Regions from separate parts of the Mus musculus genome. Here region 2 is linked to region 1. Evidence: chromatin loops called from intact Hi-C (ENCODE). Cell type or tissue: heart. All regions are shown on one strand. Links, peaks and the distances in the headings refer to the core of each region. The heading gives the core; the rest is flanking DNA.

Region 1 (10,058 bases), core at 1,085-9,084:
AGTCAGGTGCCGGTGTTAATTCTTTTAAACAGTTTTTAAGATTTATTATGTGCATTTTGTGTCAGAAAAGGCAAGTTCCTGAAGTCTTACAAGCAGCTGTGTCCTTCCCATGTGGGTTCTGGGAACCCTGGCCCAGCCTAGGGGTATAGACCGGTAATCCCAGCTACTTGGGAAACCAAGGTCAGAAGATATCAAGAGTTCCAGACAAATTCAATTAACCTCTGAGCCATCTCTCTAGCCCTCCGTGGGGATTATTTGCAAACTGAAAGTACAGTCCATTATTCTTCTGTTGTGAGTAGGACTTTGGAACCCAGAGCAAACAGCAAATTCTAACGACATGAACAGAGGACACAGACTGGATTGCCTAATGTGGTCTATAAGAAGGGAAGTGAAAAGGGCTTACATCTACAAGAACAGTTAGAAACAGCATCAGGCAGCCAGCACTCAACCCAGGCCACCAGAGTATATTCTGCAATCCAGCCTCATGCCCAAGGAGTCCCATGCTGGGGCAGCCACAGGACAACTGTTGTCAGCATTGCTCAGTGGCTAAGGAACAGGCAAGCATGCTCAGTTTCTACATACACTAAGTGCTAGGGCCAGGCCCGACTTCAAAAGAGATGGCCCCACCCAAGCCACAGATGCAGAAAGATCTCCCAAGATTCCAGGACAGCAGTAAATCAGAGTCCCAGACCAACGTCCTTCTACCACCAGAAAGTACATGCCCTAAAATGCCTGGCCCCAAACTAGACCCAGAGCTAGGTCAGCTGGAGGTGTTCTGCATGGTTGGCACCGGGAAGGCAACCCCAGCTAAGGCACTCTGCTTTTGTCTGGACTCTTTCATCTGAGAGATATCACCAGTACATCGAGCTGTAATACTGTTAGGAAAATAAGATAAAGGTCAGATGTGTTGCCTGGCACACAGTGGACCCTCAGTGATGGTAGTGATTGTTACCATGGAGACAGCCTGGACCAGAAAAAGTCTCTACAGAAACTTTGCAGTGCTTTTTCCAATTAACACTGTACAAGATTGTCCAGATTTTTGTCAACTTGATATTTCAAGCCAGGGTCACTGTATTAGTCAGGAGTCTTTAGAGGATTTTAAAAAATTTTATATATATATATATATATATATATATATTCGCAAGTATGGATGTGTCTTAGATGGTCTTTGGTGTATGCCAGAATCCTGAAGACTGGCTCTAATGCCAGTGACAGTATGGACTTGTCAGCAACTGTGAGGGCAAGCCAAAAAAGAAAAAAGAACAAAACAAAACATTAGAACCTCCTTCTTCCATGTCCTTTACACAGACTGCCACCAGAAGGTGTGGCCCACCTCAAAAAAATCTGGATTAAAAATGGGTCTTCCTGCTTCCATTGATTTAATTTAAAAAAAATCCCTCACAGGTGTACCTAGCTGCTTGGGTTTTGATTAATTTCAGATGTAGTCAAGTTGACAATCAGGAGTGGCCCTCACAGTCACCTGGGAGAAGGGATGCTCAATTGAGAAAACGCCCACTACATCAGACTGCCCTACAGATGCTGTCACCCGTGAGCAAGTGGCCCTGGTTGGTGTAAGAAAGCAGGCCAAGCAATCCATGGAAGCAAGTCAGTGTTTCCCTGTGGCCTCTGCTTCAGTTCCTGCCTTGAGTCCCTGCCCTGATTCCCTTCATGATGGGCTATAAGCTATAATAAAAGCTATGTAATAAACCCTTTCCTCCCCCAGTTGCTTTTGGCTGTGATATTTGTCACAGCAATATAAAGCTAACTAGGACAAGGACTTGGGAAAGTCCTTAACTTGAAAATGTTGAGTCAAGTGCTGAAACCCTGCAACGACTCACACAGACAGACTGCTGAGTTCACGAAGAAAAGCAACCCCTCAAGGATGTGTGGGGCACACACACGGCACACAAAAGCAGCTCGTTGAGTTTCGATTAAATGGTCAGGTTTCCGAGAGCAATGTGTTACGAGTAGCCCCAGATTCTGCATCTTGGGGTTTTCATGCTGTGAACCTTACATGCCGATCTGTGAAGCCAAAGGATGCTTTTTGCATCTGGCCAAAGGAGAAAGATGTTAGATCCCCAAGGCTTGGGTTCGGGTCAACAGATTAAATGTGGCTCTCCTCCACAGGAAAAAGAAATCACTTCAGGAACAGGGTTCTAGAAATGGTTTAGCAGCAGCTGCCTGGCCATTGGAAACAGAAACAAAGCCATTCACCAGCCCAGTGCAGGTCTAGCTTCCAGTCAGGGCAAAGAAGCAACCAGAAGCCGAGAGGTTTAAGAGCTGAAACCCTCAAGAGGTTGGTTGGCGTGGGGGCAAAAAGCAAGACAATGGGATGCTGGTGAGGTAACCGTCAGTAAAATCTTGCCTTGCAAACATAGGACCTGAGTTTAGTTCCCAGGACAAGACAACCATGTCCTCAGAATCCTGGCGCTGGTGAGGTGGAGAAAGGGAATCCACGGGACTCATAGCCAGCCCAACCAAATCAATCAGCAAGCTCAAGGGCAAAGGTAGATAGACAGTGCCTGTGACAGTGCTCTGACTTATGGAGGGGGATAGGAGGGCAGGGAGAGACGGAGAGAATGGGGGGGGGATGGAGAGGGGGAGACAGAGATAAAGAAGGAAAACACAACTGACTGTATTTAGGTCAGCTCTCTATCCAGCACAGCAATTTCACCTACAACGTTCCCCAAGGTAATCAATTAAATGCCCAATGACAACTCCCTGTGGTGACAAGGAGTTCCACGCTGTGTCCAAAGCAAAAGAGAACTGATTCCTTGAAAGTTTTTATGCTCAAAACCACTTCCCTTACCGCACTGATCTTAACTGTAGTCTCCTGAATAACCAAATACATAAATCCCTCTCTCCTTTATAGACTCCCGGCTAGACAAAGACAGCTAAACAGGCAGGAGGCTGAACAAACAGCCACCGGGTTTAAGGAGAAAACAGAGACATAAAAACAAAGAGGCTGCAGCAGCACAGACCCCACCAGAGCAGGCCCAGCCTCAGGTCAAAGCCAAGGGCTGAGAGTCGAGCCTCTTACTTGTAACCTCAACAACAGCTTTTAAGAAGCCCGGCCGTAGATGCAGTCTACTTCCAGAGTGTTTGGAACCCCTGGGTTCCATCCAAAAAAAAACCCTATGCACTAATGTACCTGTTAGTTACTATAAATTAGGATGCAAACTAGAGGCAAAAGAGATCTTGGTCATGAGAAAGACAACTAAAATTATGAATGTCTAGTTGAGCCATAAATGGGGGGGGGGCAGATTCAAGACAATTAGAAACAGGTAAAATTCTTTTAGAACAAGATCTACTCTTGTTGTAGGCTACTGCCTACAGATTACAAGGAGGGGGTAAATCTCTCCTAACAAAATCAAACAGGAAAAATATGAGTTTCATAACAAAAGGACCCTACCATCATTCATACACTGAAAATGTAAACCCGGGTGAGGGAGGATTCAAAGTCACCTAAGGCATCAAGCAAGAGGCAAAAGCTAAAACACGCTCTGCAGATTCCCCAAAGTCAATTCCTTCCAGGACACTATGTTGCTATCCTGACTCAACAAGCCCCCACCCCCTAATTCCATCCATATAAGCAGTCGCTACCTGAATCTGTCAAATTTCAGAAAACAAAACAAAAAGCAAGCGGTCTTCAAGTTAACATCTGTGCTTTTCATGCCCTAGAGCTCTCTTGGTCCCTCCAGTCTATCCCAGGTCCTATTTCATATTTCTAAGTGACTTCCACAAAACTGCAGAACGGTTAGAAACGAAGCCTGCTGAGTGATGAGGAAAGAGAGAGAGAGAGAGAGAGAGAGAGAGGAAAAAAGAAGGAAAGGAAAGGAAAGGAAAGGAAAGGAAAGGAAAGGAAAGGAAAGGAAAGGAAAGGAAAGGAAAGGAAAAAGCCATCAGTGAACAGAACCACACCCAGAACTCAAGCCTGGCGTGGAGAGCCCAGACACAGCGGAGCTAAACAAGGACGCGCGACCCACAGCGGAAGGGACAAGTGCCTTTTCACAGGGCGAGTTTCCCCGCAGATGGCAACGTGGCAGAAAACAAACAGTTGCAGAAGCTGACACCCTGCTGCAGGGATACCTCGGAAGCCCACACACAGCCCTGGACCTCAGTTTCCCCTACTCTCGGAGGAAAGGAGTTGCGGTCTGGTACCCTGTGACCCAAGGCAAGGGCATAGCTCGAACAGCCACATCTGCAAACGAAGGGTTGGTCCGAGCTAGCCGTCAGTGACTGCCGATGTCACCTGGGAACTATGACTGAACACCTGTCAAAGGTGCATGGGAGACCCCACCCCACGGGTGACCTGTCCCTGAGCAGCAGCATCCGTTTGGCGGGAGGTGCTACAGCAGGAGGTGACTCCCGACTGCAGCGCAGGGCACGCACTACTCACCGGTCGGCCCTGCCCGGCCCGGGCTCCCGCTCCGGCTCCGGCTCCGGCTCTGGCTCCCGCTCCTGCTCAGCCCACCTCGCGTAGCCTCAGCGCCGACCCCTAGCCATGGTTTTCTAGCCTCCTGGACAGCCGCTTCCGGGCCCTGTCACGTGATGCTGGCTCCCTAGCCCAGGTCACGTGCCGCTCCATTCCGTGCTCCTCCTCCCGGACCCTTGTTCTGCAGCGCCACCTGGCGGCCGTCAGCCGCTGCTTCAGAAAGGGCAGTGCTTCTGAGACCACCACAGAGCTAAGGCAGACGACCTAGATTTTGAGGCAGTCTCCAGGGAAGTCGGCATGCAAAATATCCGTAATTTTTAGCCTTGCTAAAATTTATTTGTTCAGCATATATTAACGTGCATTTACTGGTTTATAATCACAAGTTTGCACCTTTTAAAAAATAAATCGTGCAGCTAAGCCTGATGGTACAAGACTGCAATACCAGAGCAGAGAAGAAAAATAGTTCAAGGCCTGTTTGGGTTATAGAGTGAGTTCAAGGATACCCTGGGTGATTTAAAGATACCTTGCTTCAAAAAAATTTAAAAGGGGCTACTGGGAAAATGGTTTACTGGATACAATAAGAACCTGAGTTAAGATTCCCAGTACATATAAAGAGCCAGGCAAGACAATGTGTGCCAGTAACACCAGAGCTTGGGGCCAGAGCAGAAGGATCCCTTGGTCTCTTCAGCAGACTAACTGATCTAGCCAAAACAGTGGGCTCAGGTTCAGTGAGAGAACCTGTGGGGAAAAAAAGTTGAGGGAACAACTCAAGCAGACAATGTCACCATCTGACTCCCCGATGCCCCACTCCACACACACACACACATACTCCATATGCTACACACATACACATACACACACACACACACTCCATACACCACACACATAAATATACTCCATACACCACAAACACACACATACATATACTCCATACACCACATACACACAGACATATACTCCATACACCATATACATACATATACTCCATACACCACACACGTACATATACTCCATGTACACACATATATTTCGTACACCACACACATACGTACATGCACATATGTTCCATACACCACACACACACATACACACACACAAACAACATATACTCCATACATCACAGACACATATACACATATACTCATACAAACATATACCACACATACATACATATACTCCATATACCACACACACAGAGATGCAAAGACAACTTCACACATACACATACTTCATACACCACACACACATACACACTCCATATACCACACACACATACATATACTCCATACACACACATATACTTCATACACCTCACACATACATACATACATACATACATACATACACATATGCATATGTTCCATACACCTCACACATACATACATGTACTCCATACACACAGAGATATAAACAGTACATACCACACATGCATATACTCCATATACCACACACACAGAGATGCAAAGACAACTTCACACATACACATACTTCATACACGACACACACATACACACATACACATATTACATATACTACATACATACATACATACATACATACATACATACATACACAAGCATATAAACCATACACCACACATACACAGATGCATACACATACATATACACACATGAACAAGAAATGATACAACTTCTAGAGTCCCACTCTACACTTGCTGGGTCAAGATCCCCATCCATGAGTGGCATCCGGCAAGACCTAGGGAGATTTGGATTCTCCTGCTGAGAGCCCTACTACAGAGGACTGCCTTGGTGTACTGAGTATTAGCCCAGCAAGGCTTGCAGTGTGGCAGAGTAACCTCCTTCCCACCCACATCCCAGGTCTGTCTCCATCACTTCCTGCTGCGCAGCCTTCTGAGTTCCCTTTGGGTTACCCATTTTGAAAGTTCAGTTGGAAGCCCTACTCTATTCTCCCCCTTCCCTTGTTGTTTGCAAATCACATAAGATCTGGCACCTAAAGGGGTCATGCTAGAGAGAAATTTTGGATAACTCCTTCTGCATCTAACAGAAGGAGGTCAGTTCTGCTTTCCCCTAAGCTCCACCCATATCCCACCTCAAACGTGATGGGTCCTAAGATGCCAGATACTCAGCCACTGCTCTCCTTTGCGGATACATTGTTCTCGGTTCCATCTTCAATACACTCAGCTGCCATGTCCTCTGCTGAAGGTCTTACGTCTTACAACGAGCCTGAGCCCGTGCAAAGTTTCCTTGTACACTATCTGATTCAGACATGGTCGATCTCCAAGACACGAGTGGTGGCCCCTCTAGCACCCCCTTTCCCAGAGCAAGCTTCCGGGCCCTGGATGCAGTGAACGCCGTGCTGCTGTTGCACGACAGTAACCATTGTGGCTGGGACATAGAAAGCCATGTGCCTTTTTGTCAGTATCCCAAGAACGATGTCACTCTTCACAATCATAGACCTTTGCTAGAGCGAAGCGTTCAGCACTGTTAGAGTTTAAAGTATTTTGGAAGTCACAGCGACATGATTCCAGAACGCATTAAGTGGAGTGAATGGAGTTGACATTGTTAATCTTAGAGCAACAGCTAAGAAAGGTAAAATTGTTATGAAGAAGCTCTGCAGGCACCGTGAGGACACCGTGAGCTGGGGACATAGGAGGGACTGTGCTGCAAAGAAGGGGAACAATACTGAGGAAACGAAAAATGGTCTTGGAATCAAGGATGATGCTTGAGGGAGCAAACGTCAGGGAAGGGATGATGCCAGTTCAGCACCACCGGGAGGTGTCTGTCCCCATTTACAGGCTCAACCATCCTGCCAGCCTACCTTGTTTTTGTTTTTGTTTTGTTTTTGTTTTTTGTTTGTTTGTTTTGAGAGAGAGGGGGTCCCTTAGTGGCCTGGAACTTGCCAAGTAAAGTAGACTGGGTGTCTCGTGAGCCCCAAAGATCTGCCTGTCTCAGCCTCCCAGCGCTGAGATTACAAGCCTGTGCTACTACATCCAGCTTTTTTACATAGGTTCTAGGAATCAAACTTGAGTCTTCATGCTTGCACAATAAGCACTTTCCCAACCGAGCCATCTCCCCAGCCTGTTTTGATTCTTTTCTTATGGTTTTTGATGACATGAAAGGAGACAAGGACAATTTTTTTAATATTGCAAATAATCTTTTTTGTGGCAAAGTATTTAAAGATACACTGTGACAAAGTATATAGCTAAAGCTGGAGCTGCAGCTTAGAGACAGAGAGCCTGTCCCAGGTGTGTGTGTGTGTGTGTGTGAGAGAGAGAGAGAGAGAGAGAGAGAGAGAGAGAGAGAGAGAGAGAGATCATGTCACGTGATGCAATACTGGTATACAGGTTAATGCCACCAGACACACCTAGGTTCCATCCCCAGTGTCAGAAAGAAAGAAAGAAAGAAAGAAAGAGAGAGAGAGAGAGAGAGAGAGAGAGAAAGAGAAAGAGAAAGAGAGAAGGAGGGAGAGAGAGGGAGGGAGAGAGAGAAGGAGGGAGGGAGAAAGAGAGTGGGAGGTAGGGAGGGAAGGAAGGAAGGAAGGAAGGAAGGAAGGAAGGAAGGAAGGAAGGAAGGAAGGAAGGAAGGAAGGAAGCTATTTAATACCTTTAAGGTACAAACACGGCAGCTGAGGTCCCAGGGAAAATGGTTGCAAACTATTCCATGCATTCTGGGGTTAAATGGGACTGTCTTGCCAGCAACACCCTGCTCATGTGAAGGAGAAATGAAGAACCCTGTAGGAACTCAGCAGGCCTGGACGTGGAGGTGTAAGGCCAAGATACCAAGGGGTATATCAGTTTACAATGTGCACTGACCTGCAGGCAAGATCAAACTACCGGGATGTCACAGTTCATGGACCCAGGTGAGGCACACTCACCTGTCCCTGGTCCAAAACCGAGGTTGGCACAACCAGGCAGATCCTAAGGTAGCTGGAGCTCCTGATACAATTACGGCTAGCCGACATAAACCTTGTTCTTTTATATCAAGAGCTTTCAAAATTTTTTTTAATATTGCAAATAATCTTTGTTTTTTTTTTTTTTTTGTGGTTCTCTGCCTGCCAGGACACTTGAGAATGAAAGAGGCTGTGTGACCATCAGGACTGTAATGGGATTATCCTGGATAATCAAGGATGTATGGCATAAAGCACAGCTACCTAAACTGTGGGTTGTGGCCTCAGATGGCGTCATGTAACTAACTGGTGTGTGTGTGTGTGTGTGTGTGTGTGTGTGTGTGTGTGTGTGTGTGTGTGTGTGTGAAAACTTAGTCCTGGTCAAAGGTTTCTGGATGTGCAGTGGCAAAAATAATTACTTCAGGTTCTATATTGAACCTGGGCATTTCTTCAAGTCCTCTCCACAACTGCATGGAATGGATTAGCTCTGAGCACATAGCACACCTACTGTGTGCATGGCCGTGGCTATATTCCAAACTCTTGCATTGTAGGCTATAGACTGCAATGCTTTTACTGTATATTTAGACTCTACTCTTATAGAAGCATAAAGCTGAGTTGTGAGTGATAAAGATTTTAAATATTTTCCTAGAATCATTCCTCAGCATGTGTTAAATCAATCCATCTTTGGATTGGATTTTATTAGGAAGTTTAATTCTTAAATTTGGGCTTTCAGGAATGAAGGCATCTCTCGGAAATTACATGCTCTTGCTGCTCTTGAAGGGAACCTAGGCTCAGCTCCCAGCACCTACCCAGAAGCTCAGAACCACCAGAATTCCAGTTCCAGGGCACCCCACACTATCTTCTGTCCTCCGTAGCTCCTGCACACACCTGTGGTGCACATATAGTCTATCAGGCACACACATACACGTACAGATAATTCTTTTCAAATCATGATTTAGTTGCTGACTTAAGTGTCTTTTTTTTTTTTAAATCATTAAAGGTCTTGACTTGAGATAGTGTAAATTTCCAATAATTTCTGAAGTGACTCTATGTATGCTTGTACCATTTTGTATTACATATTTATCCAAAGCAATGTTTTTGGAATTGATGATTGTAAGATTGGCAGTTTTTGTTGTCATTGTTGTTGTTGCTGCTGCTGGACAGATCCTCTGTGTAGCCCTGGCTGTCCTGGAATTCACTCTGTAAACCAGGCTGGCCTTGAACTCACAGAGATCTGCCGGTCTCTGCCTCTCAGGTGCTGAGATTAGAGCTGTTCATCACCATGCCCAGAGACAGTACAATTTTAAAGCAAATATACTTATGATCTGTTACCAGTAAATGTTTGATGCTTACATCTATTTTACTTATCTATATACCTAAACTACACACACACACACACACACAAAACTTTCTCAGGCCGAAAGGGGTCAAAGCTGGGACAAAGTTTACAGAACTCCAATGTAGATGGAATGATGATGGCCGCCAAAGATGGCTCCTAACCTCAGCCGCTGTGGGAAGACTGCCTCAGGGTAAGGGGCTTTTGTGGCTGTGACTCAGTTAGAGAACTTGAAGTGAGATTATCCAGGACTACCTGAGTATATTATGAGCTCAGGGGTTTATATGGAAGGGAGAGAAGAGTGTTAGGAAAATGTTCTCCTATCAGTGAGCAGGACAGAAGGAGAGGGCATGAGGCTGCGGGTACCTCTAAAAGCTGAAGAGCAAGGAAATGGGTTTGTCCTTAAAAAGCTCAGAGGGA
Region 2 (10,058 bases), core at 825-8,824, 240 kb before region 1:
AGGTGGGTGGCAGAGGAGGGAAGGAGCCAGGCAGTCTGTGCGAATGTGTAAATGATAGTTACGATAGTGCTGACTCTATCAGTGACCCATGAGGGCCCCTGGCAGAGGCCAGCTGTAATCAACTGGGGGTGAGAGGTTCCCCTTTGTGTAGAGTATCCTCCTTAATGTGAGCATTTGGAACCTAAGCCATGTGTTCTGTGTCTATGGGACATTCCAGCAAATTAAAAAGTGAAGACGATCCAGTTCACAGGAGGCTAAGGCAGGAGAGGAGAACCAGGAAGTCAAGGCTAACCCGGGTTAGAGAGAGAGACCCTGACTCAAAAAGTAAATTTAACAAGGACAATGACAGAAAATGAGGGTGCCTGCTACTGAGCCTGACAACTTGAGTTCAATCTCCCATGTGGTGGAAGGAGAGAACTGAGTCCCTCACATTGTCTTTTGCCCTTTACACGCGCACACGCAACACATGCACATCCACACACACTCAGAACACACACACACACACTAAATGTAGATAAGGAAGGAAATAGAAGTTAGTGCTCCCTGCCTTTCCTGGCCCTGGACTTGGTCCTCTCCCAGGAACGAGCCAGCGTGGAGTCTGGGGCTCAGCTCCGCTGTGGTTCGCACAGCCTGGACGTGCTTCCTGTACCTGAGATTTGATCTCTGGAGGACACAAACCCTCCATTCTGCCCCACTGCCTCTCCTGGTCCCTGTGCAGCCTCCTAAAGGCTCGTCCCCTACAGGATGACAACACCAGCAGCTTTTGCTGTGCTTCGGACCTGCGCATCCAGCATGGTCCAGAATCCCTGGGGTTTGTGGGTGGGGCCCTGGCCTCCATCTCTTCCAAACAATCTTATTGTGTTTTGGACCTCCTTGTAAAGGTTTTCTTTATTTTTTAAAATTTTTTATTAGGTATTTTCCTCATTTACATTTCCAATGCTATCCCAAAAGTCCCCCATATCCACCCCCCCAATCCCCTACCCACCGACTCCCCCTTTTTAGCCCTGGCGTCCCCCTGTACTGGGGCATATAAAGTTTGTGTGTCCAATGGGCCTCTCTTTCCACTGATGGCCGACTAGGCCATCTTTTGATACATATGCAGCTAGAGACAAGAGCTCCGGGGTACTGGTTAGTTCATAATGTTGTCCCACCTATAGGGTTGCAGTTCCCTTTAGCTCCATGGGTACTTTCTCTAGTTCCTCAATTGGGGGCCCTGTGATCCATCCAATAGCTGACTGTGAGCATCCACTTCTGTGTTTGCTAGGCCCCGGCATAGTCTCATTTATTTTTTAAAAGTCATTTTGAAGTAGAGCCTCCCTGTATAACCCAGGCCATCTGGAAGTGGCAACAATCCTTCTGTCCTAACCCTTCAAATGCTGTGATCACAGCTGTGAGCCCCTGGGTAATCGTCCAGGTAAGGTTGTATACGAGGTGCAGGAAAATGGCTCAGTGGGTAAAGGCACCTTGGGTGCAAGCCTGGAGACCTGCGTTTGATCTCTAGAATCCACCTAAAGGTGGAAGGCGAGAATAAACCTGTCCGCCGACCTTCACACACAGACGATGATATGCATACCAACACCATTCTAATGATTTTTTTTTTAGATTTATTTATTATTATACATAAGTACCCTGTAGCTGTCTTCAGATGCACCAGAAGAAGGTGTCATATCTCATTACGGGTGGTTGTAATCCACCATGTGGTTGCTGGGATTTGAACTCAGAACCTTTGGAAGAGCAGTCAGTGCTCTTACCCGCTGAGCCATCTCATCAGCCCCCGAAAATTTTTATTTAGCTGGGTGGTGGTGGCATACACCTTTAATCTCAGCCAAGAGGCAGGTGGATCTCTGAGTTCGAGGCCAGCCTGGTCTACATTGTTAGTCCCAGGACAGCTAGGGCTATACAGAGAAGCCCTGTCTCAAACAAACAAACAAACAAACCAAAAAGAACAAAGAAAGAAAAAGAAAACAAGAAGGGTTTGTTTACCTTTGAGAAAAGGGTTGTGTTTTTGATAAGCATGGTCTCTGGAGAAGGACTGAGAGGAAGGACGAACAGTCTCTGTAACTAAAGTGGCGCCTGCTTATGACGAGACCCTTCGAGCTTGTTCCTTGTGGCTTTCGTTATCAAGGTGAAAATGTAGTTGACATGATGTAGTTTTCTGTGTTCATGGGTTGCCATTCATAAGCACTGTATGCGTTCATGGTGGAACACAACCACATCGGTACCTACTTCAGAACAATTATCTGAGAAAAAAAACCTCATGTCCGTCAGCACTACTTCCTCTGATAATGCCAGTCTGCTAGTTCTAGAGCTCACTCTGTATGTAGACCTGAAACTCACAGAGCTTCCCCACCCCCAACCCCCTGCCTCCGGAGTACTGGGATTAAAGGAGTGCACCACCACCTCCTGGCTTTTTTTAAAAAAAAAAAGTTATTATTAACGATTTCATGTAGCTCAAGTTGGCCTTGAACTCCTGATCCTCCTGCTTCTTACTCCAGTGTTGGTATTACAGAAGTTGGCCAAGCCCAGTTTTCAGACTTTTTAGTCTGGGAGGTGTCAAACATGTTTAAGCTCTGTGTGGAAAGGTTGTTCCTGCCTTTCACCCAAAATTCCACATCTGGTTACTTTGTAACAGACTCTAACCATACAAAGTTTCACCTTTGCAGATACCAGTTACCATGGGCAGTTACAGAGAGGCTGTAGAACAGACTGAAATGCAATGTTTCCCACTCACAGTAGGTGGCGCCATTGATCTGTCTTATTTTCCCTTTCTCCTAGGCTGTTGATCTGGTCTCCCCGGCAGATCTGGAACACCAACTGCTCAGTCCAGTCCAGCCCAGCCATGGAGTTCCTGCCCAGACAGGCCTTCCCCGCTGGCTCCCTGCAAGCTTCCATGTAATAAAGTCAAGCTGAGTTTGTTGATGAAGTGTCTGGTGTATGTTCTCGGTACTGCTTGCACATCTTCAAGCTGCTGCTGTGCTTGCCTGTGCTGCTAGGACCTCCTACTCAAGGTCACAACGCCACTTCTCTGCTGAGTGATCTTGAGCAGCCCACTGCCCTCTCTGGCCCTCTCTGTAATGGGAATCATTGGGCCAGATCAGTGATTTTTCTCTCTTCTCACTATGTAGACTCTGTATTTGAAAAGCCACCAAGTGAGTTGAATGTAAGAGACGAGACTTTGAAGTAGTTAGAAAAATAAGAAGCCACTGTGAAGACAGGCTACTCCAGTGAGGTTTGGGTTCCAGCAACTCCCAGCTGGTTTACTTAGCCTCTCAGGGTTTAAGGCCTGAGAGAGAAAGTAAAGAGACCCCAGCATCCATTACTCACCAACGTTTCCATATGTCATGGATCACAGATGGAGGACCTCCCCTCAAAGATCACCACTGCCTTTACAGAACCGCTTGGCAAAGTAAGGCAGTGTTTAGTCTGTAGCTTTTTGTTTGTTTGTTTTGTCTTGTTTTTTAAAGACAGAGTTTCTTTCTGCAGCCCTGGCTGTCCTGGGATTGGCTCTGAAAACCAGGCTGACCTCAAACTCAGATCTTCCTGCCTCTGCTCCTGAGTTTTGAAGTTAGACGTGTGTCATCACTTTTTAAAAGTCTGTGTAGCTTTCAAAAAAAAAAAAAAAAAAAAAAAAACCAATGTGTGAGGCAATATGTTGCTGCCAAGCTGGGAACCCCAGAGATGGCCCAGTTGGACCCCAAGACCATGCTGGACACACTTGGTGTCTGAGACCTAGGCTGGGGTCAGGGAGCTGGAAAGAGGAAACTAGAGCCACCTCATAAATGATGTGGAGTGCTCTGCCCATTTACACTGAGAACCAGAATTGCATTTTCCCAAGCCAAGAGAAAGCCATGCAACTGTCTGCTGTGCATAGGAAGGTTATAAAGCGTCCATTGTTCTCTGTTTTTGTGAGGCAGGGCATCCCTATGTAGCTATCCTGGAACTCCTCAGAAGCGCCTGCTTCTACCTCCCAAGTGCTTGGGTTAGTGGCATGTGCCACCATGAGTAAGTATGTGTATCTGCAAGTGTATGCCATGTTTGTCTGGGTACCTGAAGAGACCAGAGGAGGACATTAGACCTCTCGGAGCTAGAGTTACAGACAGTGATAAAGGTGGGTGAAGGGAACTGAATGTGGACCCTTGGGCATTTTCCAGGCAATCAACCCTGCTGGGCCTAGGACGAGATCAGCTCTGCCCTTGGCCAGCCATGACCTGGGTCTGGGCAGCTCATCTCTCCCAGTGGATTTTCTTCATCTGGACCATCACAGATCCTTCACTCCAAGGAACCTGAGAACCGAAACATCCTTTCACTCTGAGGAGACGTGCTGGTGTAACATGGGAAAACACACCTATGGCGCAGCCCTCTCGCAGTGAAAACAAGAGAGATCCTTAGCTGGGTGGAGACTTTGAGGCTAACTTGAGCTGCCTAAGATCCCTCAGTCAATCAACTGCCAACAAAACGAGTCTAGAGCCAATTAATGCCTTTGTGGTCCCTTAGGAGCACAGGGCTTCTTCCTAAGTCTCCTGGTAGGTGTTTTTTGACCACTAGATGGCAGTGTTCTTTGGATTTGGTCCTTCTGAAGGAATTCTAAGGGCCTCAGCTGAATGCAATGATCCCAACCAACTGGGATAGTAGAAGAGGCAGCTGTTTGTCCCCTGAGAAGTCCCTAGCCCTAAAGACACCACTAACTCAAGCCTTGGGCAGTTCTAATGGAGTAGGCAGCCTGGATCAGCTCACCTCCTAAGAGAAGCCATCCCAAGCTTATGTCTGCTGTCTTCAAGTCTCTTGCTCCTCCTCATTTAAGACAAGGTATCTTACTGATCTTGGAGCTTGACGACTCCAGCTGGAGTGTCTAGCCACTGAATCCCAGTGAGCCCTCACCCCCAGCCCAAATCTTTGATTTGGTTTGGATTTTCTTTTTTCTTGACAGGGTGTTGCAATGCAGATGGTCTCAAATATCCTCAGTTGCTGCTATTTAAGATTTGTATTAATCCCAGCACTCAGGAGGCAGAGGCAGGCAGATCGCTAAGTTCAAGGCCAGCCTAGTCTATAGAGTGAGTTCCGGGACAGCCAGGGCTACACAGAGAAATCCTATCTTGAAACCTGCTCTCCACAAAAAAACATGTGTTGTTAAGTGTGTTGTCTGTGTCTGTATGTCTGTCTGTGGATATTGCTATAATTGCAGGTGTCCTTGGAAGCCAATCTGTCTGTCTATCTACTGATATGTTGCATTGGAAACTAGTGGCATTGAATCCCCTGGAGGTAGAGTTACAGTTGTGAGCCACCTGATGTAGGTACTGGAAATTGAACTCAAATCCTTTGAAAGAACAATTTGATCTCTTAACTAGAGAGCCATTTCTCCAGCCCCTGTTTATTTCATTTTTGGACTACTGAGTAGTCAAGGAAGGCCTTGAATTTTTCAGACCTTCTACCTTCACCTCCCGAGTACTAGTATTGCAAACATGCACCACCATGCCTGGTTTATGCAATGGTGGGGATCAAAGCTAGAACTTTGTGCATGCCAATCTAACCCCAGCCCAGTTTCTAGATTCTTCAAACTCTCCATGCTTCTACAAAGTTTCCCCAAGGGCGTAGGGAGGCTCATGTAGAACAGACCTTTCCAATCTGGTGCACCCACAACCCAACAACGGCAGCTTTACTTGTTTGTCTTGTTGGTCTTAACCACCACCCCAGGACCTTGAACATGCTAAACAAGCAAGCTTTCCATCACAGAGCCGCTTCCCCAGCCTTGTTTGTGTATGTGTGCACATACGTTGCCTCTGCGTTCAACTGTGAGTGCCTGAGGCCAGAAGAGAACAGCGGCAGGTGTCCTGCTTTCACCCTGTGCTTTATTCCCTTGAGACAGAGTCTCTCACTGATCCTCCAGCAAGCCTGCACTACTCTGTCTGCACCTCCCATAGCACTAACGTTACAGATGCATACAGGCACACCTGGCTTTTTGTTTTGTTTTGGTTTTTGTTTTTCAAGACAGGGTTTCTCTGTGTAGCCCTGGCTGTCCTGGAACTCACTCTGTAGACCAGGCTGACCTCGAACTCAGAAATCTGCCTGCTTCTGCCTCCCCAAGTGGTGGGATTAAAGGTATGCGCCACCACTGCCAGGCTTACACCTGGCTCTTTATGTGGGCACTGGGATCCGAACTTGGGTCCTCACACTTGCATAGCAAGCGCTCTTACCCATGGAACCATCACTCCAGTCCCGATTGTTTGCCTTTTTAAAAAAATATTTATTTTATATATGTGAGTACATTGTCATCAGCCACTGCAGAAGAAGGCATTGGATCCCATTACAGATGGTTATCGTGGTAACTCCTATGACAGTGATGATTACCCACAATTCTTCACGATGCCAGTTCTACAAAGGAGAATGTTGTCTTTCAGTTGGAAAACTGAAGGTGGCTAAGAGAGAGACTGTGAGAAGGGAACAGTGGAGCCTGGAGGGTTGTGCCCGTGCCTCATGGGAGGGGTCAGTTGCTTGGGCCACTGCCCTCTTTATGGCATCTCCTTTAATTAGTACCATCTCTTACACAGCCCCAGTCTGTTATTTCTTGGGAGTGTCCGTCAGGGCTAGTTTTAGAATTCTGTGTTTTTGGTGGCCCTGTGTCCACTTAGTTTATATAAATGAGTCAAGTTTCTTTATTCTGCTACTTTAAACTTTACCATTTGTGTGTGTGTGTGTGTGTGTGTGTGTGTGTGTGTGTGTGAGTATGTGTGTGTCTATATGAGTTCATTAAGGTTGCTTGCAGTAGCACTGGTAAGGGTTGCTTACAGGAGTGTGGGTGCCTTAGTAGTGGTTACACCACTGAAAAGAGTGCTACTCTCTCCCTCAATCACCATTAACCATTTGTTGTTCCTCACATATCAGTAAGGTCTTCACCAATGAGTTACATCCAGCCCTGTACTTCCTGAGTTGAGTAGAGTAGGCAGGGTGTCAGAAATGGGGACAGTAGAGGTGGTCGTGCATCCTTGCTTCTGTTGAGTGGTCCCCCAGCCTTGGCTGGTGTGATGCCCCTGAGAACCTAGGCTTGGGGTACTCACCCTGCTCTGGATACCGCTCAGGGAGTTTCCTGTGTGAAGCCCACCCTTGCCTTCAGCCTTCCTCATGCCCAGGGCTGGTAAGTTGTGACACGTGAGACATTAGCTTAGCTCTTCCCTGTAGTAATGCCAGAAAGAGAGCCTGTTCTTTCTCCTCTCTCCCACCCTCTCCAGCTTCTGTCCCCCATGGATATTGGGGAGCAGAATATCCAAATCAAATAATCTTGAATGACCAGGGGCCTCTCAGCAGTATCTTTTCTTGGTGCCTTTGTTTGTTTGTGTGTGTGTGTGTGACAGGATCTCAAGTACTCCAGGCTGACCTCGAATTCACTTTGTAATTGGGGATCACCTTGAACTTCTGACCCTCCCCTGAATGCTGGAATTACACTTGTGCACCACCGTGCTCAGCCTTCTGGATGCCTTTTTGATAAGGGAAGCTGAGGAAAGGTGGGAGAGCCCAAGGGGGACTGGGCTACACTGATCCGACCCCAGCTTATAAGGTCCTGATGTAGCTGGGTGGAATCGAGGGCCACGGTGGGGGTTCGATGTCTAGCCTCAGCCTGGCACTGGGGTCCCAGGGGAAGCAGATAACCCCACAGTCTTCAGCCTGGTAGGCATTCAAGCAGAACCAGCTTCTGGGCCTCACCCTTGAGAACACGTCACCCCATCTTTCCACTGTGCAAGATCACTGACACCCCACTCCGTGCCTGGCTTCTCCTCTACCCTCAGTGCAGGTTCATTTTGAAACAGTCCTCCCAGAGGCAGCTGCTCCCGTGGCTCCCGTGTTGCCTAAACAGAAGCTGTGGTCCCTGTGCATGCCCAGTAATTAGAGGGCCAGAGAGGCAGAGGTGGCTAAGGATGGCAGGAAGGAGGGGCATATTACCTCAGGACAAAGAGATGAGCGGCCTGGAACCCTCAGGGTGCCATATCCCTCGGTAGGACTGAGACCTTCCCAGTGCCACCTCAGCCTCGTCATCTGCTGCAGGTCAACCTCCTGTGACGGCAGGCGCCTCGGGCCTCCTGGACCTGGGCATGGCTGAACTGAACCCTGTAGCTTCCCCCATCTGCCTTCTTGCTCTCCTAGCTCCAATCGGGGTGTTTGACACGGGATCTTATGAAGCTCAGGCTAGCCTGGAATTTCCGATCCTCCTGCCTCCAGTGTTTTGGACATGCATCATCATATCCAGTTTATATGGGACTGGAGGTGAAACCCAGGGCTTCAGGCACGCTGGGCAAGCACTCTTCCAGCTGAGCCACACCCTGACACTCACTCCTCATATTTCCAGTTTTTTCCCCTTGCCCTGAAGCAGTGTCTCCTTAGGCAGCTCAGGTTGGATTTGAACTCCAAACCCTCCTGCCCTCACCATCCTAGTCTAGGGTCAGAGGTGCTCATGACAAAAGCAGCTCGCTTGTCAGTTTGTTTATTTTCCACTTTCGAAGAACACTGGCCAAGTATTTTATAAGCTGTCTGCAAACATGGTTGACTAACATTCTCCCTGGGTTATACTGGGGCTGGGGAAGGTCAAACACCCTCTTCATTTCTTCACTGTATTGTCGCAGAGGGGCCTGTGTCATGACTTGGCACTGGCCATATTACCTAAGGGCATTACGATTGACTGCACCAGTACCTTTCCCTGTAAAGTGATTGGTTTTCTTTTTTTTTTTTTTTTTTTTTTTTTTTCCCGAGACAGGATTTCTCTGTATAGCCCTGGCTGTCCTGGAACTCACTCTGTAGACCAGGCTGGCCTCGAACTCAGAAATCCACCTGTCTCTGCCTCCCAAGTGCTGGGATTAAAGGCGTGCGCCACCACACCGGGCTGGTTTTCTATTTTATTCTATTTTATTTATTGCTTCTCCCCCACCCCCAAAGACAGGTTTTCTCTGTGTATCTCTGGCCATCCTAGAATTTGCTCTGTAGACCAGGCTAACCTGAAACTCACAGAGATCCATTTGCCTGTGCCTCCCGTGTGTGTGTGCTGGGGTTAAAGGTTAGTTTTTCTCTTCCATCTTCAGTCACCTGCCCAGTTTCACTCAAGGGAAATTGAGAAATGAGTTCCCCTCCCCCAGGGTGGGGGCGGGAGTCCCAACACCTTACTTGAAGTACATTGTTTGAAGAGTTCAGATTTGTTCTCTCATGTCTGTCTGAATCGCTGGATGGCATTGAATTACGATTTGTCTCGCCAGTCAGCCGGCCTATCACAGTCAGTGAGCCTCAGTCGGTGTCAAAGAGAGACCAGGTCTCAAAAAACAAGTGGGATGCTGACCACAGTGGTGCACACCTTAATCCCAGCACTCAGGAAGTCGAAGCAGGGAGTCAAGAGTTGAGGCCAGCCTGGGCTATGTAGGGAGACCCCCAACTCAAAATAAATGAACGTGGAGCTGGAGAGATGACTCAGTAGCTGTGAATAGAAAGCTGCTTGTAGAGAATCTGTGTTCGGTTCCCAGCGTCCATGATGTGGGAGGCCTGTAATGGCCTGTAACCCCAACTCCAAAGGACTTGACACCTCTTGTCACCTCAGGCATCCAGCACACACGTGCATGAAAGGTCAGCTCAGGAACCTTGGGAAGGTCATGAAACACTTGCCCCCCAGAAGGGAAAGGCTAATTAACATTCCTCAGACCACAGGGCAGGACCGACCTGTGGGTGGGGACACATTCCGCAGGACAGACTGTTGCCCAAGTTGAGACAAGGGAAGTCCTTGTCACCTCATTCCCTAAAGACCAATCAGTTTAAAGGGTGCACTGTTCCACTGATCATTGTGCCTAGCTGCTGATCCTCTATTCTGCCTCTGGAAACCACATAATAACTGGGGGTCTCCACCTCTCCTTTGGGTCTGGGACAACCCAAGTGCACTGAAACAATAAAGTCCTCTTGCTTTTTGCATCAATTCCGGCTCCACTGAGTGGTTCACTCAGGGGGTCCCCAGTAAGCTAAGGCTCCCTGGAATTTTACCTGCACATACCTACACGCATACAGACAATTAAAATTAAAAATAAACTTTAAAAACA

What was found. Peaks named below come from ENCODE experiments on the same cell type or tissue, not always from the same donor. Only the 100,000 strongest peaks of a DNase experiment are listed, where the experiment ranks them.
Region 2: a loop joins it to region 1, with 6 times the contacts of the local background. A loop is called at or near these places in 32 of 42 quality-filtered maps.

What each region holds. Positions count from the first base shown.
Region 1 is chr11:55,198,830-55,208,887 of GRCm38, reverse strand. Slc36a1 (solute carrier family 36 (proton/amino acid symporter), member 1) reads right to left here and starts at 4,548. Exons shown (of 11, transcript NM_153139.4): 1 at 4,400-4,548. In heart, for the core only: no CTCF peak of the experiment used is centred there; a DNase peak (open chromatin) is centred at 4,587; H3K4me3 peaks cover 1,268 bases; H3K27ac peaks cover 613 bases; H3K27me3 peaks cover 478 bases.
Region 2 is chr11:55,439,502-55,449,559 of GRCm38, reverse strand. Atox1 (antioxidant 1 copper chaperone) reads left to right here. Exons shown (of 4, transcript NM_009720.3): 4 at 2,776-2,923. Among named protein-coding and RNA genes, the nearest start is that of Atox1, 17 kb to the left of the region's middle. In heart, for the core only: CTCF peaks have their summits at 2,721 (motif pointing right), 4,328 and 4,536 (motif pointing right); DNase peaks (open chromatin) are centred at 2,809 and 4,549; H3K27ac peaks cover 2,325 bases.